2 separate regions of the Homo sapiens genome follow, and region 2 is linked to region 1. A link is a contact called in ENCODE Hi-C or POLR2A ChIA-PET data. All regions are on one chromosome and are shown on one strand. Each heading gives the region's core, a stretch centred on a gene start or an enhancer-like site at or near the end of the contact. The rest is flanking DNA. Distances are from core to core; before and after follow the strand shown.

The links. Hi-C counts contacts between places; a loop is a spot of excess contacts on that map. ChIA-PET counts read pairs that join two places held with the same protein, here RNA polymerase II (POLR2A). Pooled maps may share reads with other maps.
Region 2: a loop to region 1 is called in a pooled map, with 5 times the contacts of the local background. The contact joins the promoter of ABITRAM here to the enhancer-like site in region 1. A Hi-C loop is called at or near these places in 1 of 168 maps with a recorded cell type or tissue (mesothelial cell of epicardium) and 9 of 50 pooled maps. POLR2A ChIA-PET finds 5 or more read pairs at or near these places in 2 of 52 experiments (activated CD4-positive, alpha-beta T cell and activated CD8-positive, alpha-beta T cell).

The regions. Positions count from the first base shown.
Region 1 is chr9:109,466,206-109,470,324 of GRCh38, reverse strand. All of the region lies in intron 1 of PTPN3 (protein tyrosine phosphatase non-receptor type 3), which reads left to right. Among named protein-coding and RNA genes, the nearest start is that of PTPN3, 30 kb to the left of the region's middle. Within about 2 kb of position 1,269, at least 4 of the 41 ENCODE cell types and tissues checked have a DNase peak (open chromatin) inside an H3K27ac peak, as active enhancers do.
Region 2 is chr9:108,932,237-108,936,206 of GRCh38, reverse strand. It overlaps ABITRAM (actin binding transcription modulator), which reads right to left and starts at 1,807. Exons shown (of 6, transcript NM_017832.4): 1 at 1,642-1,807; 2 at 518-569. The coding sequence starts at 1,720. ELP1 (elongator acetyltransferase complex subunit 1) reads left to right here and starts at 2,083. Exons shown (of 37, transcript NM_003640.5): 1 at 2,083-2,343. RefSeq lists a silencer at 1,581-1,860 and an enhancer at 2,611-2,840.

The DNA.
Region 1 (4,119 bases), core at 20-2,519:
CATGGTTGGCCCCACAAAGAACTCGATACCACATAATGCAACCCAGCATCTGTGTGTCTACAGTGACGAGAGAGAACAACGCTGGTACTATATTAGCTGCTAAATGAATGAAGCATGTGTCTGCAATACGTTAAATATTGGCATTTGACGAGAAGTGCACTTAATTTGATGAATCATTGTCTAGGGTGGCTGATAGTACATGTACTTTTCCATGCTAGAAATGCCCTTCTCTAGATCGGTCATCTGTTGGAGCTCAGAAATAGCTAAAAGGAAAAAAAAAAAGTAGAGGGAAGAAGGCGCTTTCCTGAGTTCATAGGGAAGAATTGGGAAAAGGGGACTGCGCCACGGAGAAGGGCTTCTATACTGCAAAAAGGATTTTTGAAATAAGCTGAACTGGAAGTGATAAGCAAGAAAGAGCAGAGCTGTCCCTGTTTCCCTTGAATGCCAGCGTAGGAGGTGGCATGTCTTCCTCTGATCGCCACTAGGTGGTGGCATTGGGCTAGGCCAGCTTGATGTAGGTTGATTACTGTAGTGAGCCACCCATGATTCATTTATACAGGTTACTTACAAATTGGGTATTTATAAATCAAGACTGTTTTCTTATTCTCCTCCTTTTTTTCAACGGAACTCATATTCTTCAATTAGAGGCCTAAGTCCCTTACTTTAAAAAATAAGAATATGGAATACTTTGCCATTTATTTATTTGAGATAAGAGTCTCACTCTGTCGCTCAGGCTGGAGTGCAATGGCGCGATCTTGGCTCATTGCAATCTCTGCTTCCCGGGTTCGAGCGATTTTCCTGACTCAGCCTCCCAAGTAGCTGAGATAACAGGCGTGCCCCACCACACCCAGCTAATTTTTGTATTTTTAGTAGAGACGGGGTTTCACCATGTTGGCCAGGCTGGTATCACACTCCTGACCTCAGGTGATCTGCCCACCTGGGCCTCCCAAAGTGCTGGGAATACAGGCGTGAGCCACTGCGCCGGCCTCTTTATTTAAAATTATAATAGTGGAGTTGGGTTTGCTCTGTCATTTGCATGTGTTCCTCTCCCTTCTTTGTGTCTATGGTTCATTGGCTTGCGAAAGAACAGTTTCCCAGATCCGAATGTAGACAGACCCTTTGGAAATAAAGCGGCGGCATTACCCTTTCGTTGTCTCAGGCTTCAGGGCAGCCAGGGAGGAGCCCTAGTAGCAGCCCTGTTACCCAACCCTGACTCCCAGGGCTCTGGTGTCTCATGGGCCCAGGGTGTGGCAATTTGTGCCAGCATGCTACTGCTTCTGGTTCCCCTGAGTTTGTAGAGCAGCTCAAAGATGTATCACATATCTATCACAACTATCTTTTAACTCTAGCAAGCTGTCTTTATTAAAGTGGATACATAAAACTTTAAGAAATGGAACATTCATATATCTGTAAGTCGTTTGAAATCAGGATTGCCCTACAAAATCTGGAATCTGTAGACAGCACCCAATGGCATTAGAAGTTTAACGTTAATAAAATGCCTTTCATTGAGTGCCTGGTATGTGTCCCACATGTGCTAGGCACTTTCCATGTGCAACTCTAACTCTCATGGTCTTTATTGTGCCCCTACTGTTTACAAAGTGAGGTGTTGCCTCTTGCTGTATTTTCCAAGTATAATCTTTGATTAAAAACTGTATTCACAGCCGGGCGCGGTGGCTCACGCCTGTAATCCCAGCACTTTGGGAGGCCGAGGTGGGCGGATCACGAGGTCAGGAGATCGAGACCATCCTGGCTAACATGGTGAAACCCTGTCTCTACTAAAAATACAAAAAATTAGCCGGGCGTGGTGGCGGGCGCCTGTAGTCCCACCTGCTCAGGAGGCTGAGGCAGGAGAATGGCGTGAACCCGGGAGGAGGAGCTTGCAGTGAGCCGAGATCACGCCACTGTACTCCAGCCTGGGGGACAGAGCAAGACTCTGTCTCAAAAAAACAAACAAACAAACAAAAAAAAAAACTGTATCCACAATAGAGCTTCGTTTGCTATTGTTTAAAACATTCTAAAGCTATAATGGATTTTTAAACTCATGCAAAGAACAAGCTTGGCTTCCATATTATAAAATGCATCAGCAGCAGCTGTAATCATTTGTGTCAGAGAGGCCAGCATGTTCCTGGTTGGGTTGTGGCTTTGTTTAGAATTAAGAGGCTTATAAAGGAAGCCATAGAAACCCTGAGTTCCCCAATTGCTGTAGTACAGGAAACAGGGCAGTTAGTCAGCATCCATTGTCCCGACCAGATTGTTTAAGATGTAATTTCAAGACAATCTGAAAATACCACATGGCTCAATTATTGGGTTATTCAACATCAGGCTCATTCTTACCAAGGTTTGCTTTAGGAACCATTGTAGGAAGATTTCTGCAGCTTTCATAAAATACCTATTTATGACATTGTCATTAGGTTTCAAGCCCTTTATGTAACAATCAGAGATGGGTGTGAGAAAGGGAAGTCTGTCTCTCCTGGGTTGCTGGTGGGCTTTATTTTGTCAGCTAGCTGTGTGACTGTGCTGGACAGCATCATTGCTAACCACGGTGAAATGAATAAGTCCCAGCGGCACCCACGCCAGCACGAGCAGGAGCTGCTCAGGTGAAGTCTGGAAATCAGTGTCCACCATTGGAGCATCAGCCCATGTGACTTTCATTTGGAGGCACCTGTTTCAAATCTTAGTTTTTTTCTGCCTGGGGTCATTGTGTGACTATCTCTGCTTTAGCTGTTCCACAGAACAACTGCCCACCTCTTATCACACACAGTGAATTCATCCACATAGTGCATGGCTTAGATTCCGCAGAGCCTGTATTCTAAGGCCATCCATCCAAAACACACCCTGAGGTTCCCTGGAAACCCACTCCTTTAGTCCTCGTCTTCCTGGCTGTTACTTTGAGGGCTCCCAAAGGGAATGTGATCCTGCGCCACACCTGAGGATGCTGAATCACCACTGGGGGTGCGGGGACAGGCAGGTTTTAAAAGCTCCTCAGGTGATTCTGATGTGCACCTCCCACTAAAACCAACTTGAAATGGTTCTATTGTGTCTTTTGAAAAAAAAAAATGTAACCCACCTGAGATTCTTAGACAAGAACTAAAAAATAAAATTGACATTTTAAAGTCAATGTGGTTAAAGCATTATGGAACACATTTGTTGTCTTTTGATAACTTTTTGTATTACTCAGAAAATGCATCCCTGCTTCTGATGACATTTTCATTGGAAAGGGCAAGGCGGAGGTGGTGGGGTGGGTGGAATTTTATAAGCGACTGAATAAGTTCCTTTGCACTGCTGGTCCCAGGAAGTTTTTTTTTTATTAGTATTTCAGACTCTCTATCCTTATCTAAGGAAGAAGGGAGGTTTGCTTGGAGCTCCTTAAATATAATGATATGAGACCAAGTGCTTCTCTTCCTGGATGTACTTTCTGCACAGCTTTCATCATTGCGGTTTCTCTTTCTACACCTAACCGGTGCCCCCTGTCATTCCCTGAAGCTTGTTTCTTAGTCCTCCAATCTGCTTTGGCCACATCCGTCTAAGAGCTGAGTCACCTACTACTCCTTGGTACTGACTCCCAAATCTTTTCTCTAGCCATGCCCTGACATTAGGCGCTACTTTTCCAATTACCCGTGACTTGCGTCTGCCAGAATGGACCCTGGCAGCAGCAGCTTGGTCATCACCTGGGAGACAAGATGCAGACTCTTGGGTCCTATCAAGACCTACTTGAATCAGAGTCTGCATTTTAACAAGATCCCCAAGCACTCTGTATGCACACTGCAGTGTGAGAAGCACTGGTCTATGGGACATCTGTCTCCCCTCCCCTCTGCATTCCTTCTTTCTTTTCTTGCTTGCTTTCATTTTTTAAGAGATAGAGTCTTGCTGTGTTGCCCAGGCTGGGCTCTAATGCCTGGGCTCAAACAGTCCTCCCACCTTGGCCTCCAGAGTAGCTGGGACTACAGGTGCACACTACCGTAGCTAGCTACATTCTACTTAGACCCTCCCCCATTTTTCTCTGTCAAATTTGTCTATCCTGTTGTATTGCTATACGGTATTGTTGTACTGCAGTACTGCTATATAGTCTATGTTATATAGACTATAAAATTTAGCTTCATTTTCTATTTCATTCTTCCT
Region 2 (3,970 bases), core at 558-3,057, 530 kb after region 1:
AAACTATCATCTTCCCCCTTTTTCCTTTGGCTACTATTGGGGCATAACTGTAGAATAGAGAATACAATAATAAAAGAGAAAACAAGATTGAATTTCTTTCCCAGGAAAGGGAAGAGTACCAGAGGTCTTTAGGTAGGTAGCACTGGGGTAGAAGACAAAGAAATAAGGCATGCCTGTGTATACGAGATACCATACATGTCTCTACCGTAGCCCTTTCTGTGGGCTCTGAACAGTTCAGTAGTTGGGCACAGACTGGCCACTTCAAGTAGCAGCTGATGATGTGGTCCTCCATTTGGATGTTTGAGTAATCAAATTTATATGTTCAGAGTGGCCAGGCACTGGAATACTCATTCTTGCCAAACAAACTCCTATAATAATACCATTTCAACACAGTAGAAGATAATTAATGCATGTTTGTTTAGTGAACATTTGTTCAATCCAAGACCACAAGACCATACCAGGCTACAATACCAGGAAAAAAAAATTTTTGATAATTTAAAATTCCCAATTTGCTTACCGGTTAGAGTGCTGTAGTATACAGTGGTCCTCACAAAATTTTCCTTTGACATCTAGAAGAATACATGAGTCTGTTGGTGGCTGAAATCAATATTTACTACCACTATGTGGTACTTTCTTTGGGTCATATAGTTGATAATGAAGACTGGACACATACATGCTGCATGCTGATCACGGGTATCCCTTCATTACTCAAAAAGACATACCTAAAGGTTTCCTAGAAAGTATTTAAAGAGATCTGGCCCAGATAGAATAATTTATTCAACATTAAGGTAATTAACTCCTTGCTCCATCTTACTTTACACTCACTTCAAAATGAGTACACGTAGTATTTTTGCTAGGAAAATGCAATTAGCATCCCGTTCTTTATGATATATATTTTTTGTTGGTGGTTTCCAGGACTGTCCTGATGTTGGTGCAAGTCCGACATTCTGGGAAACCCCTCAGTCATGGGTGAACTAGGACAGGTTGGTCACCCTATGTTTGGCCAACAGAAAATATGCTACAATATATATTTTTTAAACTGAGTATAACCATTATCACTGAATGAAAGGAAGAAAGGAGAGTCCCCAACGATGCTCCCACCACTGGTTCTGCTTACACAAAACAGTACAAAAAGAATACCTACTTCTAAGTGGCAGATGGCGTCTCTTAAGGTAAATGTATAGATTCTTCTTCTTTCTAAATGTCTCTAATCTAACCCACCCTCTTCTCGCCATCCCTACTGCCTCTACCTTAGTTTCGATCTGATCATTTAAATAATTTTATGTATCGCTACTCCCTGTGAGAGTGAGCCCCTCAATCCCTCCAGGCACTTAAGGACTGTTGCAACCTAGCCCTCCGCCTACCTTTGGGGCCTCCGTTTAGAGTACTCATCTTACTGCGAGCAACACCCTAGAGCTCGCACTGCAATCGCCGGCCCCAGAATGCGCCCTGAAGTATTTCAGGCCACCAGGTCTTTGCAAATGCCATTCCCTGGGGCTAGACGGAACACAGAAGTCCAGTGCCTTCTGACGTGGGGACGGAGAGCCAGGGAGAGCGCGCGTGGCTTATGATCTGTCAACATAGTCTACACAGCATTAGGCCAGTGCGGCCAAGGAGGGATCAACATCACTCCGCACTTACCCGGTTTGTACCAGCGAGTGAAGTATCGATCCACGAGCGAAGGCACCACCGGCTCCGCGGCTTCGGGCTCGGTAGCCATGGCGACCTCCGGCGCCGCCACCCCCGCCCTCCGGGACCCCAGCGCTTCCTCCGCGCAGCCCGGACTGGGCGTGCTCTTCCGGCGCACAGCGCGTGTCGTGCGCACGCGCGCTGCTCTCAGGTCCGCAGGTTCCACCCCCCCCCCCGCCCCCCCCAATTACAGTGCTTTGGGGTTCGACATCAAAACAGAGATCAAATACAAAAGTTTGGGCAGATGGGCAAGAGGGCAGAGGGACAGGGGACGCGGCCAATGTAGCTCCTCTACCTCTACGGTGCCAGGCCTACAAAGAAGGCCGGCCGCCGTAAGTGACCAGAAGCGGGCCCGGCCTCGCCCCCTCCGCCTGGTGACGTCACTCCCGCGCCGCACTCCCAGTGCTGCGGCTGCCTAGTTGACGCACCCATTGAGTCGCTGGCTTCTTTGCAGCGCTTCAGCGTTTTCCCCTGGAGGGCGCCTCCATCCTTGGAGGCCTAGTGCCGTCGGAGAGAGAGCGGGAGCCGCGGACAGAGACGCGTGCGCAATTCGGAGCCGACTCTGGGTGCGGACTGTGGGAGCTGACTCTGGGTAGCCGGCTGCGCGTGGCTGGGGAGGCGAGGCCGGACGCACCTCTGTTTGGGGGTCCTCAGGTAAGCGATCCATCCAGGGTAGGGGCACGGGAGTGGACCTCTCCGCCGGCGGTGTCCGGGTGAAGGAGACCCGGAGCCTCCTCTGCCTGCTGCGGGCCGGGGACTGGAGTGCGGGCTGCACCACCTCTTTCCTAGAGCCTTAAATTCTTTTTGCAGCCTTGCCACCTGCTCCATCGGGGGCGCTGGGAGGCGCGACAGCCCAGGGATGCCTGCTGCCCCTCCAGCCGGACTTAACCCAGCCTCTTGATTGCTTGCAGGGGGTTGATAATAACGCTGAAAGCGAGAGTATTAATTCACGATGGAAGGCGGCGGTTAATAGAGGCTCGGGTGCTGTGGTGCGGGTCCTTTCTCGCGTGTGAGACTTTTTCGTGGAGGTGGTGTCCTCTGTGCTTCTCCATCTAACGTGGTGTTTTACGTGGCTTTCTCTCCCGTTAACGATGATCTCCGTGGAGACAGTGGCTGAGTAATCTTCAGATCCCAGTACTTAGCAAGTGCTCAGTCGGTGTTGGATGTAGGCCACAAACCGGATCGTAAAGAATTCAACTGTATATTGACAGCCACGGAACTAATCAATGAATAGATCCGTATGAAGAGTAAGCAAAAAGGCAGCAAAGACAGTTTTTCAGCTTGGGGACATAGAGTAGAAATGGTCTGTCCCCAAATAGTGGGAACTGTCATTTGGGGGAAGAATAGCAAGTTCTTTGCTTTCCAGGTCGCATTTGATGTGCATGTGAGACATGCTTGTGATTCTATCAGGAGGTTGAAAATGTGGGTTTAGTGGTAAGTTTGGGCTAATTCAGTCAGGGCTAGGCATTTAGGCCTAATCAGCGTATTGGTGATCTACCTGGTATATGTAATCATGCATGTGATGTCTAGCCAAGAGGTGGATAGTCGAAGGAGCAAGGGAAGAAAATGAAGCAGTTATCAGGAAATTAAGAGAGAATCCACGATTGACCTTTGGTGTGGAGGGATCTTTAGCACATTTAAGAACTGCGAAGAGTTTGAATCAGTGGAGGCAGGAAGGTTGGAGGTTGCAGATGTCCAAGAAAGAGTACTAATAGGCCTAGGTCCTGTGGCAATATGGAGGATATTCCTTTCCTAGCCTGGAAAGAAGTGGAGGGAAGTCTTCCTCCGAGAAGATAAGGGAATAAGGCTGATGGGTGTGAAATTTCAGAGAAACTAGTTTTGAGGCGTTTTTATGATGTTTAAAGATGAAAAACGCAGCCAGGCACGGTGGCTCAGGCCTGTAATCCCAGCACTTTGGGAGGCAGAGGCGGGTGGATCACTTGAGGTTAGGAGTTCAAGAACAGCCTGGCCAACATGGTGAAACCCTGTCTCTACTAAAAATACAAAAATTAACTGGGCATGGTGCCGGGCGCCTGTAATCCCAGCTACTCCGGAGGCTGAGGCAGGAGAATCGCTTGAACCCGGGAGGCAGATGTTGCGGTGAGCCGAGATCGCGCCATTGCACCCCAGCCTGGGCAATAAGAGCGAAACTCCGTCTCAAAAAACAAAAAAACCTGCATGATATGTTAGAGGTTCAAGTAATTTCTAGCAGTTCTTGAATATAATTGTCACCAAAACTTACTAAAATCATTGTCTTCCTCACTTCCATCATATATAAACT